Regions from separate parts of the Homo sapiens genome. Here regions 2 and 3 are each linked to region 1. Evidence: read pairs that join two places in POLR2A ChIA-PET (ENCODE). Cell type or tissue: MCF 10A. All regions are shown on one strand. Links, peaks and the distances in the headings refer to the core of each region. The heading gives the core; the rest is flanking DNA.

Region 1 (6,996 bases), core at 926-5,925:
TGTACCCTCTTCCAGCAACATGGTTTCCCAGAGCTTGACCTTTCCACTAAGGGTAATCATTATCCTGACTTCTAAAAGTATAAACTAGTTTTGCTTATTTCACAACTATTTTTATCTAGTGTCAGTGGCCTCATCCTTGTATTCTAAAAGAATATCCACTCACTTGATAGAAACAAAGACCCCCTGGCACCAGGTTAACTGACCATTTGATTTGGAGATGGTTGAGGTTGGGGGACAGCTCTTCCATCTCCATGTATTAAGGGAATTCTCTAGGAAGTGGTATTTATCTAGAACCCCACAGTGGGTAGCAGGTGGGTAGAACCTTCCGGTGGACCTAAGAGATAATAAAGGCAGAAATCTAGAAGTTGTGGGTCTTCCAGAATGTGGTCAGGTTATAAATTTTGGCTAGGAGGGGCTGAGAACCAAGCAGGTGGTTTGGTTGATGACACCTGAGAGACTGTAAGAACTAGGCATTTGACACACTCCCGCATGCACATCTTCATGGAAGTGATCCGATCCGTTGCTAATACCCCAGCAAGTTTCTTCTTGGCAGTGTTGGTCTGCAATGGCACAGCTTTGTTGTATAAAGTTGTTCCATGAAGCCATGAAATTTTTCTGTCATTCCCTCAGTTTGTAGACAGATAACTACGCCCGTTCTACAAGAATGCATCATTATCATTACCATAACTAAGGACAGAAACCAGAAGGGGTCCCTTCCCCTTCTCTCCAGTAGTATTGAGGGGGAAGACCACAGGAATAGAGCTCCAAGAGAAGGCAGAGCAGGACCTTCACCTCCACCAGCCTGGAAAATGAGGCTCCAGGGACCCACTACAGTTCACTGAGTACACACCAATGCTTCCTTGGAGCAGAGCCCACGTGGCTGAGACACCCATGGTAGCAATTGGGTAATTGGGTAAAGAGTCAGAGTATATGACCTGGGTGGTTAAGAATCCTTTTCTGACCAGAATCTTAGGTTAGGAATCCAGGTGATTCAGTTTGGCAAGGACCACCAAATATTTAACTGGCTGATGCCAGAAAGTCTGAATGGTTTCTCAGTAGCAGCCTTCCAGGCAAAAGTGAGATATCAAAATATTTGCCTCTCCACCAAGCTCAAAACAAAGAAGGTAAAACATAGTTCTTCCATCCCCATCACTGCATTCCTCCCCTACCTGGTACATAGTCTGTCCTGTTACAGAAGAGGGTATTTGTTGCAGTATTATTTATAATACCAAAAAAGCAGAACACTCTATTCAAGAATGGGACTTTGACTAAATAAATTACGCCACAACCAAACAATGTAATCCTATTCAGTCTTAAAATGATGTTGTAGAAGAAAATGTAGTAGTAGTTATAGTAGCTGTAGTAGTAGTAGTAGTTATAGTAGTTGTAGTAGTGTGGGCCCCATAAAGCCCACACTACCTGCCAGCATTGTTCTAAGTACTTGGCAAATGTTGACTCACTTAAATATTTACAACATTTTGTGAAGTAGGAGCCATTATTATCCCCATTTTACAGATGAGGAATTTGCAGAAATTATTTCAGTTAAAGGACACGCCCAAGGGTCACACGGTAAGTGATGAGCCAAGATTCAAATTCAGATAGATCCAGAGTCCACTCTATGAACTGTTGCATAATGACAAATGAAATGTTAATCATTTATAATTATAGGAAAAAGCAGGCTAAAAAACAGTTTGAAAAGTGTGATTCCAATTCCGTATCAAGCACTAAAAAATCGTATGATCATACACACAAAGAAAATTTGTTGTGTTGCCTGCCATGGTGTTAATAGTATTACCTCTGAGAAGTTGCATTTAAGTGATTCTTATTTCCTTTTTAATAATTTTCTATAATGTCTATATTTTCTATAATAAATCTTTATGATTTCTTCTTTTGAAACAGAGTCTCACTCTGTCACCCAGGCTGGAGTGCAGTGGCGTGATCTTGGCTCACTGCACCCTAGACTTCCTGGGCTGAGGTGATTCTCCCACCTCAGCCTCTGGAGTAGCTGGGACTACAGGGGTGTACCACCATGCCAGGCTAATTTTTGTATTTCTTGTAGAGATGGGGTTTTGCCATGTTGCCCAGGCTGGTCTTGAACTCCTGAGTTCAAAAGTGATCCTCCTACCTTGGCCTCCCAAAGTGCTGGGACTACAGGTATGAGTCACCATGCCCAGCCTATGACTTTTTTTTTTTAAGATAGAGTCTCGCTCTGTCGCCTGTTGCCCAGGCTGGAGTGCAGTGGCGTGATCTCGGCTCACTGCAACCTCCACTTCCTGGGTTCAAGTGATTCTCGTGCCTCAGCCTCCTGAGTAGCTGGGATTATGGATGTGCAGCACCATGCCTGGCTAATTTTTGTATTTTTATTAGAGACGGGGTTTCACCATGTTGGCCAGGCTGGTCTCAAACTCCTGACCTCAGGTGATCTGCCACCTTGGCCTCCCAAAGTGCTCGACTTTTTTAATGAGGAAAAAATTCTAAGACAAAATGATTTCTTGAGGTGAAATCAGCTCAACAATTGTGACCTTTATGCAAGGTCTTCTGGTATGAAGACATGGAGAGAAGTCACATCCTATGGAAAGCTTTCAAAGGACATTCCCAGATCACATCATGCCAACTGATTTGCCTCAGAGGAAAATGAACTTCAAACTCATTAATGCGTAAACTCAGTGCCTGGGAGGCAAGCTATGTTGAGCACCAAGCAGATGTTAGAATGTTGAAGCTGGCAGGGACCTGGAGCCTCTAGAATCTAATCCCTCTGTTGGCACAGACTGAGGCTGGAGGGGATGCCTATGGAAAGTCAAGTCAGGTAACAGGGAGGCACTTACAGAAAATGGCATTTGCCCTAGGAAGCAGAAGTAAGCAGGAAATTTCACAAGTCATTTAAAATTTAGTCACAGAATTTCCTGGCTAGCAAGAGAACACCTGAGATGACTTTTATCTTCTCGTGGCCACAGAAGTTTACTCAGAAAAAGAGGGAGGGGGGAATAAAGCTTTGTGAATGTATTGCAGTAAAGATTTATGCTTGGGAGAGTTCAAAATTAGCTGTGATGGAGAAGAATCCTGTTGCAGACAATGACATGGACATGTAGCCATCTTTTCCCAGACTACACCCTCTGACAGGATGCAGTTATACTCAGTATCTCCCTGGAAAATGACCCAGAGTTCCTGGACTTCCAGCCCAGTCTGGATTTCCTGAGGGAAGCTATTACTTAGTCAGGCCCCACCCTTCCAAGACATCACAGTGACTCATCTGAGCAAACTGGAGAGGGCTGGCAATCTCCAAGCAACACGGTTTCCCAGAGCTTGACCCTTCCAACAGCTACTCCCACAAACAGGGCCAATTAGCGAGTCCTGCTGATGAAGGAACACTCTCAGCAGCTCCCCTTCCCAGCTGGTTAGCAGCCACTGTCTTTCACCCATCCATGGTTGTAGGTCTCTCTCTGGCTCACTGATAATGTACTACCTCTAGAGGGCAGTTCAAAGCAGGATTCTCACTGAGTTCTGTAATGGTAGTACTTCACAGATTGTAATGAAATTATTCAAAATGTCCTCGTGAAAGAAACCCATGTTCTTTCATATAATGTCACAATTTTAGCTGTCCACTCAAGCAATTTGCAGGACCGAATCTGGATGCAAGTATTTAACTAAAAAGAACTATGTGATAACAGATGCTAGACTTACAAAGAAGGAACTGAGAGGATTCAGAGGGACGGTTGTTCCCACTAAGGTGGTGTATAAAGCAGTTTTTGAGGCGCTGGCCTTTGAGCTGGGCCTTATTAAAGATGAGCTGATTTTGACAGGGAGATATGTTAAGGGAGGCAGAGGAAGAGGGATACCCAGACAGAGGGAGAAGTCTAAAAAAAAGTTTGGAGCTATAAAAGAATGAGTCATGGCATAACAAAGCGAGAAGTCTCGTTTTCTAACATAGAGGTATCCCATAGCCAGGGCAAACTGGGAAAAGAAATATTGAATCTAAGACACCATGATTGCCATCGATTGTAACATGCACTCTGATTTCAGAGGTGTTTCAAAGGTCTTTTAAAAAAATGTGTCTTAGAATTGACAAAACACAGTTAACTGGGATAGTATTATACAAGGTCTCAAAAACCAGCTAAGAGGGTAGATGGTGAGAAATGAGGAGCTTCTGAAGGCTTTTGAGCAGGGGTGTGAGGTTATGTTTTATGAAGATTGCTCATTGCTGTGGGTAAGGCCAAGGTAGAATATGCTTTGGGCTGGGCCTGGTGGCTCACGCTTGTAATCCTAGCATGGTGAGAGGCTGAGGCAGATGGATGTGTTGAGCCCAGGAGTTTGACACCCGCCTGGGCAACCTGACCAAACCTCATACAAAAAATGCAAAAATTAGCCAGGCATGGTGGTGCACACCTGTAGTCCCAGCTACTTGAGAGGCTGAAGTGGGAGGATCACCTGAGCCTGGGGAGGTCAAGGCTGCAGTGAGCCACGATCGTGCCACTGTACTGCAGCCTGGGTGACAGAGTGAGACCCTGTCTCAAAAAAAAAAAAAAAAAAAAACAAAAAGAAAAAAAGAAAAAAATGCTGTGCTAGAGCTACTTAATTAGTACAGGCTCCAGGGAACTAGAGAAGTGGTAGTGGGAATGGAAAAGGTCAGATACAAGACTTTTCCAAGGAAAAATCAAGTGAGTCAACTGCACAGACATGGTGAGTGAGAGAGGAGTCAAAAATCAATTACAGATGGATAACGAAGACAAATGTGGTATGCCTGTCATTGTAATTTATGTTCCCTACTCATTATGCTTTCGTGCTGAACATTTTTTCCTTTACTGATTTTTTTCTAAATGGTAAAATTTTGTTATTCTTTTTCTCTCGCATACAGTGTTTAAAAGTTTTGATACCCAGCATGGTACTCACATAAAAACAGACACACAAACCAAAGGAACAGAATAGAGAACCCTGACATAAATCCATGTATTTACAGCCAACTCATTTCAACGCAGACACCAAGCACATACAATGGGGAAAGAACAGGCTCTTCAATAAAAGGCACTGAAAAAACTGGATAACCATACGCAGAAGATTGAAACTAGACCTCTATCTCTCACTATATGCAAAAATCAAATAAAATGGATTGATGACTTAAATTTAAGACTTGAAACTATGAAACTACTAGAAGAAAACATTGGGGAAATACTCCAGGACATTGGTCTTGGCAAAGAATTTTTGGTGTAAGACTTCAAAATCACAGGCAACCAAAACAAAAGACAAATGAGATTACATCAACCTTCTGCACAGCAAAGGAGGCAACAAGGTAGAGACAATCCACAGAATAGAAGAAAATATTTGCAAACTGCTCATCTGACAAAGGATTAATAACCAGGATATATAAGGAGCTCAAACAACTCAATAGCAAAACAACAAATAATACAATTTAAAAATGGGCAAAAGATCTGAATAGACATTTTTCAAAAGAAGACATATAAATGACCAATAAGAATATAAAAAAAAATGCTCAACATTGCTAGTCATCAGAGAAATGCAAATCAAAATCACAAAGAGATCTCTCACCCCAATTAAAACTGGCTTTTGTCAAAAAGGCAATAACAGATGCTGACAAGGATGTGAAGAAAGGAGAACCTTCATACACCGTTGGTGGGAATGTAAATTAGTACAACCACTATGGAAAACTGTATAGAAGTTCCTCAAAAAACTAAAAATAGAGCTATCATATGTTCAGCAATTTTTCTAGTTATATATAGCCAAAAGAAATGAAATCAGCATATCAAAGACACTTCTGTACTTCCAAGTTTATTGCAGCACTATTCATAATAGCCAAAATATGGAACCAACCTAAGTGCCCATTAATGGATGAATGGATAAAGAAAATGTGTTATATATATACAACAGGACATTATTCAGCCATAAGAAAGAATGAAATCCTGTCACATGCAGCAACATGGATGGAACTGGAGGTCATTATATTAAGTGAAACAAGCCAAGCACAGAAAGACAAATATCACATGTTCTCACTCATATGTAGGAGCTTAAAAAGTGACTATCATGAAATAGAGAACAGATTGGTGGTTACCACAGGCACCAGAAAGGGTGGGGTGAGGGGGATGAAGAGAGGTTGACTAATGGGTACAAATATACAGTTCGATAGAAGAAATAAAACCTAGTGTTTCATAGATAAATAGGATGATCATAGTTTACAATATCTATTGTATATTTCAAAATAATTAGACGAGAATAATTCAATTGTTCCTAGCATAAAGAAAAGACGATTTTTTTTTCTTGAGATGGAGTTTCGCTCTTGTTGCCCAGGCTGGAGTGCAATGGCACGATCTCTGCTCCCTGCAACCTCCGCCTCCTAGGTTCAAGCGATTCTCCTGCCTCAGCCTCCCGAGTAGCTGGGATTATAGACGCATGCCACCACACCCGGCTAATTTTTGTATTTTTGGTAGAGATGGGGTTTCACCATGTTGGCCAGGCTGGTCTTGAACTCCTGACCTCAGGTGATCCGCCTGCTTCGGCCTCCCAAAGTGCTGGGATTACAGGCGTGAGCCACCGTGCCCAGCCAAAGACAAATATTTAAGGTGATGGATCTTCTAATTACACTGAATTGATCTTTACAAATTATATATACCCTGAAAATATGTACACCTAGTATATATCAATAAAAAGTAGAATTTAAAAAAGTTTTAATTAACATCTTTACAGTGCTAATGGTTGCCCTGACATATTTAAGCCTACATTTTTACATCAACATCAAAAATTAATAGCTACCCATTCTTTTTTTTTTTGGTGTAGGGGGCGGAGTCTCATTCTGTCTCCCAGGGAGGAGTGCATTGGCGCGATTTCGGCTCACTGCAAGCTACGCCTCCGGGGTTCACACCATTCTCCTGCCTCAGCCTTCCGAGTAGCTGGACTGCAGGCGCCCACCACCACATCCAGCTAATTTTTTTTTTTTTTTACTTTTTTTTTTTAATTATACTTTAAGTTTTAGGGTACATGTGCACAACG
Region 2 (5,000 bases), core at 1-5,000, 150 kb after region 1:
ACCATTATTAGGCACCTGTACTGTGCAAGGTGCTAAGGTAGGTTTTGGGAAAACAAAGTTGCATGACATAATGTAGTTTTTTCCCCCTCAAGAGAATATGTTCTAGGATTGCAGACATTTAACTAAAGAATTGGGGTTTTGAGGGGTGTTTGATATAATACAGAGACAGGAGTGATTAAAACTCCCAAATCAGTTGTGGTAGAAAGAAAGGCCTCTTGGAATGTTCAGAAGCCACTGCTTAGAACACTAGGAATACCACCATCAAAATGACAGAAGCAAATCAAGTAAAACAGTTTGAGTCTTTGGGGATTGAGAGATCAGGGCGGTTTCCCAGAGATTGGGATGATTCTCATTATTCTGGAACTCATACTGGGCCATTCTTATTTTTCTACTTTTTTTCTCATTTCTGCCTCCCCTTTTCTGAAAGTGTTGAGTGGTATTTGAAGTGCATGGTTTCGAACAATCTTATAGTTAGGATGCTTTTAACTTCATGGAGTAGAAAAATACCAATTCATTTGGCTTTCAAAAATGAGGGTCTTTTTATCCCATAAATCCTGAAGTAGGATATGCAGGGTTGGTTAATTCAGTACAAAAGCTTATCAGACCTTCCTTCTGCTGTGCTATCTTTGACATATCTGCCTCATTCTTGGGTCAGCTTCTTTCAAGGGCACTAATCATGGCAGAAGAAACGTGGGGTGATTGGTGGACACATACTCATTATGTGAGTAGAAAAAATACTATCTTTTCTCATGTATGTCTTTTTTCAGTGAGGAACACCTTTCTCCAAAGTGCTGTGACAGATTATACCCTTATGGCTTACTGGCCAGAATCATATTACATTTTATGCTTAAACCAATCACTAGGAAGGCTTTGGACCAATCTGGGCCTGGTGCCATCTCTGAAACACAGGGCATTGGGGCAGGGAGTTGGTGACAGAATAGCATTGGAGTAGCAAGAAGGATGAAGAATATGGCTGTTACAAATATGTTAAGATAAATGGAGTATAATCTACCAGAGCTACTCAAAGCCATACTGGCAATGTTTGGTTATTAGATATGCATATCTTTCCCACCCCAAACCTACTGAATCAGAATCTCTCTGGGAGCTTACCCAGGAATCTGTGTTTTAACCAGCCTCCAAGTGATTTGTATGTACATTAAAGTTTTAGAAGAACTATTCTAGATGTCCCAAATGGAATAGGAAATTGCAGCCTTTAGGCAGTCTGCTTTCATACTTTCATTAGCTTTGGCTACTCCAAAAGATACTTCAGCTTGGCTTTTGAGACATGCCTGGATAAGGAATTTGTATTTATTTCCATAGGCAATGAGAATTTCATCAAACAAGGAAGAGAAGTGATATGATGGGGGTTGCAGCTTAAGGAGATCAATCCATCCTCCTTGGCACTATTAGATTAGAGTGATGGGCAGACTAGTTAGAAAGCTGTTGTCATGACTAGGAGAGTAAAAATGCTAGGGGAACTAAGGTAGCAGTAATGGAAATGGAAAACAGTGAATGGAATTACAGCAATCATTTAAGAAGTTTTGATATTGCATTGTCCAATGTGAGGGGAAAGGTGGGAAGAGCCAACTGTGACTGTGAGGTATAAACCTTAGTTTCTACGGAAATGTTAATGCCGTGGAGAACAGGGTGGGCAAAAGAGTAATTTAGTTTGGATGATCAGTCATATTTTGGACATGTTGAGTTTGAGGTACCCAGCTGGGTATCCAGGTGTCAGAAGTCTTTAAGGAAGTAAAGAATGTGATCCTGGAGCTCAGGAAAAAAGTTTAGGATGAGAGGCACATGTTTGAGTGATCAGTAAGGAGAGTGGCATGAGAATTGAGGAGAAAAAATGGTCTGGGGACAGAATTTTAGGAATCTCAGGAGAGGAAAGGAGGAGCCAGTTAGGGAAACTGAGGTGTGGTCAGAGAGGTAAGAAAAGATATAGGATACACTTGAGTAATGGAACCCCATAAAGAGCTTTTCTAGGAGGAATATTCACAAATAACTGGGTTTAAAGGACTGTAGTGAGCCCAGAAGAAGCTGGTTAGCTTGAATTGGTTGTAAATCTAGCCGGCATAGTTCATATTTCCTTGAAATAATCAAGATAGCTTTATCTTGATTATTTCTTGATTATGTCTTGAAATAATCAAGATAGCTTTATCTTGATTATTTCCAGTTGCCATTAAATTCTTGGAGTTCTATGGTTATTTGGATCACAAGTCATTTCCCGATTTAAGATTAAGTGCGCTCTCCAATTCTCTGACTTTGAGTATCTCTCATTGTGGGTTTTCCAGGAAGGTTGGGACTGATCAGACAGAGGTGGCCTAGGGATGGCTCTTCAACTTCTCTGTTGCTCTTGGTGCCTTCCCTGTGGTTTTTCCATGGCCTGTGCATTATGAAACTAGCTTGTGTACTTATTTTGTTTGCGCCAGTGTCAGGGTGTCAGGGAAGGGTATTATGTATCCCTCTTACTTGCTGAAATACATGAAATGAGATCCATGAATTAAGAAACAAAAATATTCACTTGTCAGATTGACTGTAGCCCTCTCTCTTTTTTGGCTCCAGCTGGATAAAAAAGCCCATGATGTTGAAATTTTAGTTCCTATGAACAGGAAGAATTAGGAAACTGGGGGAAAGGAGGAACTTGTGAAAAAAAGTTATTGCCTGTTCTATCTGAAATTGACTTAAAGTGTCTAGTAAGTCCAGTTTTATGTGGTGGGGAATTATCTTGTCTGTTGATTGAACATAAGAAGAGGTTCTGATATAAATGCTTTTGGAGGAGAGTGTGGTATTTAGGGATTTTTGCGTCAAGGTTAAAGAGAGCCAGGCCAGGAAAAAAACATTAGCAAGGTATTTCTGCCTCACTGTGGTGGAATGGGACTAAAAAAACATGGCTTTGCTTCTGGGCTCCACCATTGGCCTGCTCTGTGACCTTGGATAAGTCATTCAACTATTTTCAACCTGTTTCCTCGTCTGTAAAATGATGAGAGTAGGTTAAATGCTCCCTCCCATCTATAAAAATGTTTGACTAAGGTAATGAAATGTTTGACTCCCAATCCACTCTATGTCTAAAGGCGTGGGGAATCAATTTTATATTGCTAGGCAATAGGGACAAAACACTTCATGAGGTTAGAAATCTTGGATTATTCAGAGGATTTTAGTTGACCTTCCTTTAGAAACACAACTGTCCTTGTCAGAAGTGTAACCTGAGAATGTTAAATCCAAGAAAGCTTCTAACATCTGTACTACTTTTCCTACCAGAAATTTCAGACCTTTCTTAAAAAATTCAGGATGGATGAAGAAGTCACCACTAAGGGAAATGGTTCCCTGCTCTGTGCCTCCTGGTCTGTGCCCAGATGCTTAAGATAGCTACGCTTCTTGTCTAAGCACTCTTCCTTATTCTTTATTCTTGAATATTTTTTATTCGTTACAAGCCCTTCCTGATTCTTTAATCACTAAAAACAGAGCTTTTAGAGGGGTAGAAGAGGTGACAGGCTTGTTGTAATGTTCTTTTGTTTAAGCCGATTATATTTATAAAGAGGGTGGAAGAAAACAAATTATTCTTCATGTGCATTGGTGCTGTATCAAACAAAAGAAAGAAACAAAGGTTAGAGACATTTCTCGAGTTTGATCCTGTGTCTGGGATTTTTTCAAGTCTGCCTCTGAAACTTAGACCTGTGTTGACAGAGAGCACATGCAATATTAAATGTGAGTCTTTCAGCCAGCCTTTCTTAGCTTGGGTTGATAGGATAGTGACTTGGGTTCTGTGTGTTTTGACCTTAAATCATGTAAATTAATAAGTTATTGTTCTGCAGAGGGAGCTTCTAAAATGTTTTGTTTTGTTTTCAAATGGTTCTCATTTAGACAAATCTCAAACAGCTACTTTAGTTACTTCTAAACTTTGTAGTTACATTTAGTTTTATCTTATATGTTGTCTTTAATTCTATCTGTATAAATGTCTTTTATTCAAATATAAGTGAAAGAATTTATAGTAGGTGGAGTATATAAGGGGAAAGAGTTTTTAGCCTTACTGAAATGTGATTCTGCTAAATTAACAGGCATTTGTAAAAATAACTAGTTATCAAACTATTTGAATAGAAACTTTACAAATACATTTTTAAAATAAGATTGAATCAAATACTAAGGATAGAAGGGGAAGGGTGGACAAATAATCCAGTTGTCCCTATTTTATGAGAAGTAAATAAGATGATTACTTTCTAGATAAAGTATAAAACAGCCTGTGTTGGTATTTTTCTGCCAAAGTGTTTGGGTCTGGGGTGTTTCTTTTTCTGTTTTTTTTTTTTTTTTTTTTTCTCTTTTCTTTTCTTTTTGAGACAGGATCTGCCTCTGTCACCCAGGCTGGAGTGCGGTGGCGCGATCTCGCCTCACTGCAGCCTCTGCCTCCTCGGCTCAAGGTATCCTCCTGCTTCAGCCTTCCAAGTAGCTGGGAATACAGACAAGCGCCACCACACCTGGCTAATTTTTGTATTTTTTGTAGAGATGAGGTTTTGCCGTGTTGCCCAGCCTGGTCTCAAACTCCTGGGCTCCAGGGTCTACCCGCCTCAGCCTCCCACAGTGTTGGGATTGCAGGCATGAGCTGCCATTGCCCAGCCTTTTTCTGTAGTTTTCTATTTTTGTTGTTTGTATTTATCTAAGAGGGATTTCCGTCACCTTTAGTGAGATCCATCTGTCACAGAAGTGCCCGGCTATGCCAAAAGCATTAAAAGTCTAGTCTGACACACGTAAGCAGTGGAAAGTCTTGGCTGAAATTGGGAACCAGAAGATGGCAGGCAGCCCTATGCCCTTCTCCTTTTAAAATGAAAACGTCGATACAGGGAAGTAGAGGCACCTTGGAATTGCCAATACCTCTCAAGGGGTTCTTGTTTAGTGGAGAATATGAAACTGGAGTGAAACGAGTCCTAACTAGTTGACACCACTGAATTACTGCCACAGGATAAAGGGACCTTGGGATTGAGCCCTTTTCATTTGCTGAATACCAG
Region 3 (5,000 bases), core at 1-5,000, 170 kb after region 1:
AAGGAAATATTGTAGTTCACGGTAGTGTGAGCATATCAGCTCCTGTTACTTCTGGGGATTCTCTTATAGTTGGGTAGGTTGGTTCTGATTTTTTCCTGTTATTAAAACCGTGTAATGAATATAAAACTTTGCATTTCTGAATTTTCTAAGAATAAATGTTCAGAAATGGTGTTTTCTTCAGAGGATATGCACTTTTTAAAGGTTTTGTTTTGTATTTCTGATTGTTTTTTAAAAAGAGTATATCAGGCTGGGCGCGGTAGCTCACACCTGTAATCCCAGCACTTTTAATCCCAGCACTTTGGGAAGCTGAGGCGGGCAGATCACCTGAGGTCAGGAGTTCGAGACTAGCCAACATGGTGAAACCCCATCTCTACTAAAAATACAAAAATTAGCCGGGCGTGGTGGCATGTACCTGTAATCCCAGCTACTTGGGAGGCTGAGGCAGGAGAATCACTTGAACCTGGGAGGCAATGAGCTGAGATCACGCCATCGCACTCTAGCCTGGGCGACAAGAGTGAAACTCCATCTCAAAAAAAAAAAAAGAAAGTATATCAATTTGCACTCCCATTCATATTAATTTGTTGGTCCAACAGCTGTTTTTTGAGCACCAACTGTATGTATATTAGTAGAGAACCATAATGATAAAACCCTCCATTCATCTAGTTTCTAGTTTACAATCTAGTAAAGAAGTGGACAATAAAAAATATGTAACGTGATTTCAAGTAGCGGTAAGTGAATGAAGAAAAAGAAAGATGAACAGAGAATGAAGGGGTAGAGGTAATATTTTAGATAGGCTGGGTAGAGAAGGCGTCTCTAAGTTGACATTTGAGTAGAGACCTACAGTCTGTTTTATTGCCAATCTCACTGTATTTATTAAAGCATTTAATATTATCACTTTAAAACATATTTGCCAGTTGAGATGAAAAATATTTTTAAATTTCTAGATTTTTCTTTGATTTTTATTTATTAGCAGGTTGATCTTTTTTCCATTGGCTGTTGTATTAACTGCTGTTTGAAACATTTAATAGAGAACTAACCTTTTATTTGTAGTAATTGGTCATTGGATTTTGAATTGCTATGATGCTTTAATATAACAAAAAGGCACACTATTCAAGTTTGGCTTCCTAGAGAGGACAGCGCAAAATTTAGGCTGAAAATGAGTGACTTTTATGATTCTGGCTCACAAATACGTGGTTTTTGCTTAGAGTTTTACTAAGGCTGACTTTAGTAACTGAAGTAGCAGATTATATTGAAGGATATTGAGCATGAATGATTGTGTTAGTACTGGTGTATGTAGCTGTTTGGAGGACAGTGTTGGTGCCAAGATTTCTAACTAGCTCTTTGAAAAGACCTCTTTACTTACATGTAAAAATGTTACAAATTTTTGCCTTTGGACTGTGAGGACTCATCCATCACTGGAAAAATTGCCTTCGTGTTTTCCTTTCCATAGTGTTAGTAACATTTATTTTAGAGTAATTAAAATTAATTTTTTTTTTTTTTTTTTGAGACAGAGTCTCGCTCTGTCACCCAGGCTGGAGTGCAGTGGCGCAATCTCGGCTCACTGCAAGCTCCACCTCCTAGGTTTACACCATTCTCCTGCCTCAGCCTCCTGAGTAGCTGGGACTGTAGGCGCCGGCCACCATGCCTGGCTAATTTTTTGTATTTTTAATAGAGATGGGGTTTCACCATGTTAGCCAGGATGATCTCGATATCCTGACCTTGTGATTCACCTGACTCTGTCTCCCAAAGTGCTGGGATTACCGGTGTGAGCCACCGTGCCCGCCCCTAAAATTAATTTTTAAAAACCCCAAAGATTTGGGAGTTAATAGCTGGGAAAATAAAAATATGTACTTGATCTGATAGTTTGCTTTGCTTATAATTTATAAGTGGTAGAAGACAAAAAACTTTCTTAGGAAATTTGCTTTTCCGGGCTTGTGATATGTGATTGTTCATTCTATTTGTTTATTATAGGGGGATTGCTTTGTAATTCCTGTACTAATTTTATGACCTATAAAATTTCTTATGCAAAACAAAGTTTTCTATTTAGGTTTTCTTTCATCAAACTTGTATATAACGTCTATTGATCCAGTATTTTATTTTTTGAATTAAAGTAGTGGGTGGTTGTAATCTGGTTTCTAATCAGTGATCAAACCACTTTTATTTTAAACTAAGGATTTAAAAGTAGGACAAGAAATAATTTTCAGAGAACAGATTTCATTAATTAATAGCCGTTTGTTTTATTCATTTATTCGCTTATTCACAAATGTTTGAGTGCTGCCAACGCTGGGGAGCTAACCTGTTCGTTTAAAGATGATGAATATGGTGGGGAGTATCAGGTGGAAGTTTCTGCCCTTATGGAGTTTACAGTCTTATAATAGAGCCAGAGAACTTAGCAGACAGTTTGGAGACTGTAAGAATTGCTGTGATAGGAGGCGGTAGCTCCCAAAGCCAAGAGCTGCACCAGATTCACTACTAGGGCTGAGGGTCACAAATGGCTTCTAAAGGAAGTGATAGTTTTGCCATTTGGTTCTTGAACTCCTTGATGGGGCATACATGTGTGACTGCACATACACACACAAAATATTTTTTAAATTAAATTTTAAATTGTAAAATACACATAACATAAAATTTACTATCTTAATTATTTTAAAATGTATCCTTCAGTGTTGTTAAGTATATTTTTATTATTTGGCAACCAATCTTCAGAACTTTTTCATCTTGTAAAACTGAGACTCTGTAGCATTAAAGAACAGTTCCCCATTCCCTTCTACCCCCTCTCCCCTAATCCCCTGGCAAGCACCATTCTGGTTTCTGTCTGTATGAATTTGATTACTTTTGATGACTCACTAGTGGACAAAAGCCTTTTTTTTTTCCTCCTTGCTCTTACTGCCCAGGCTGGAGTGCAGTGGTGCAATCTTGGCTCACCGTAACCTCTGCCTCCCAGGTTCAAGCAATTTTCCTGCCTCAGCCTCCTGAGTAGCTGGGATTACAGGAATGCGCCACCATGTCTGGCTAATTTTTGTACTTTTAGTAGAGACGGGGTTTTGCCGTGTTGGCCAGGCTGGTGTTGAACTCCTGACCTCAGGTGATCCGCCCGCCTCGGCCTCCCAGTGTGCTGGGATTACAGGCGTGAGCCACTGTGCACGGCCACAAAAACCTTTTTAAATCTCAAGTTTTCTTTCTGTTGTTTTGAAAATTGCCTGATTTCTGTTACCAATTACATATTACTGGTTTTGCTTTCCTGGAGAAATTTGAGAACATACAAAAGCCTAGGGGGTTGTTTATATGGCAGCGTTCTTGCCAGTGGAAGCACGAAGCCAACATATAGCCTTAGTTAGAGAGACCCTCTTTTCTCTGGCCATCCTGAGGCGTCTCAGGCAGTATGGAGCTATTTTAGGAGAAGAAGCATGGTTTGAAAAGGGAGAAATATTATCAAAGCTTGGGTTTTTTCCAGAAGGCTTTCTTAAATCAGGGGTTGGCAAACGTTTTCTGTAAGGGGCAGATAGTAAATATTTTAGGTTTTATAGGCCATACAATTTGGGGATGATTACTCAATTCAGCCATGGTAGCATGAAAATAGCCGTAGACTATATGTAAACGAATGAGTATGGCTATGTTCCAATAAAACTTTATGAAAACAAGTGGCAGCTCTCACAGACCATAGTTTGTTGACCTCTGTCTTAACATCCTCAGGCTACACATGACTGGAGAGAAACTTTGGCTGAAGCCCATGTCTGGGAGATCATTCAGCTAGTTCGTGACTTGAAACCTAGAAATTCAATACTATATTTCATCAAATTTGGGCCATTGATTATAAGTTACACCTTTTATGTACCACTAATAAAGAAAAGAAATCAACCAATTAATTGTAAGAACCTATTGGTTATATGGTGGATCCTGCTTTCAGAGATGTTAAAATGTTGGGTACGGGTGAGGGAGTGTGTCTGAATCAGTGAAGTAGTAATAATATCAGCCAACATTTGAATATTTACTGTGGGGCCAGGCACTTTGCTAAGCACTTTATATGCATTATCTCATTTATCTTCATAACGAATTAATGAAGTAAATGAAAAAGACTTAGAGCAGTTAAATAATTTGCCATAGTAAGTGGTAGATTCTAAGAAACCCAGGTAGCCTGGCATTAAAGCCTGTGTTCTCTCTCACTTACTATATTTTACTGTCTCATTTGATTTAAAAGGAGGCTTTTTGTCAAATGATATCATTCATGCTGGAATTGATGTAGTTTATTGAATCGGGTCACGGAGGAAACAGCAACTACATAATTTCCCTTTAGCATGTCCTTGGAATTTCAGACATTTCTCACTGCAGCCAGCTATTGCATGCCAGTGCCCTCAAAAAAAAAAAAAAAAGATTTATGAACCTCTTCTGAAAGTGTTTTTTAAATGATAACATGTCTAAGCCAAGCAAAACATGCTGGACGAGGTGTTGGTGCTCTGTATGCCAGTAGAGTGTCTGTGATGCTAGCCAGCACTTCTGGTCCTGCTGCAGAGGAGGAGAGTGAGCTCCACGTATTACTGTAATTCACCTTCTTCTGCATCCGTGAGCCTTACATCCAGGATGGTGCAATCCTGTATGAATGATGCAGACTTCTGCAAAGATGACCTTATTGACTTTCAAAGATACAGGACACACATGAACCACTCAGCTCTCAGTCTTAGAGAATTCTGGTGTTTGTAGCACAGGCTGCATACAACTAACAGAACAAAAGTTGTGGAAGCTTGCTTTTGAGCACATTAGGGTTTTCAGCACTTGTGACCATCAAAAAGAAAAGTCAAAATGGAATGGCAATTAAAGATGGTATGCACGTAATCATCTCAAACCACATCACAGCATCAGCTTCTTATTCAAGCCAAACAGAAGCCTTCTCATTGAAACTTAGTTTGGAGAGAGGTAAAGTTTATTTTTTACTCTATTTGCACATTAATTTTCACTGGGAAATGAATGACTTCTGTTACTAAGATGAATTTTATATTCTGTGA

What was found. ChIA-PET counts read pairs that join two places held together with the same protein. Peaks named below come from ENCODE experiments on the same cell type or tissue, not always from the same donor. Only the 100,000 strongest peaks of a DNase experiment are listed, where the experiment ranks them.
Region 2: POLR2A ChIA-PET joins it to region 1 with 11 read pairs; 23 of 35 experiments call an interaction of 5 or more read pairs at or near these places.
Region 3: POLR2A ChIA-PET joins it to region 1 with 11 read pairs; 13 of 35 experiments call an interaction of 5 or more read pairs at or near these places.

Annotation. Positions count from the first base shown.
Region 1 is chr2:63,695,774-63,702,769 of GRCh38, forward strand. It overlaps a transcript of WDPCP not described here. Among named protein-coding and RNA genes, the nearest start is that of MDH1, 110 kb to the left of the region's middle. In MCF 10A, for the core only: a CTCF peak has its summit at 3,483 (motif pointing right); a DNase peak (open chromatin) is centred at 3,318.
Region 2 is chr2:63,851,229-63,856,228 of GRCh38, forward strand. All of the region lies in intron 1 of UGP2 (UDP-glucose pyrophosphorylase 2), which reads left to right. Among named protein-coding and RNA genes, the nearest start is that of UGP2, 12 kb to the left of the region's middle. In MCF 10A, for the core only: no CTCF peak of the experiment used is centred there; a DNase peak (open chromatin) is centred at 2,493.
Region 3 is chr2:63,868,437-63,873,436 of GRCh38, forward strand. The region is part of intron 3 of UGP2 (UDP-glucose pyrophosphorylase 2); the gene reads left to right. Among named protein-coding and RNA genes, the nearest start is that of UGP2, 29 kb to the left of the region's middle. In MCF 10A, for the core only: no CTCF peak of the experiment used is centred there; a DNase peak (open chromatin) is centred at 2,835.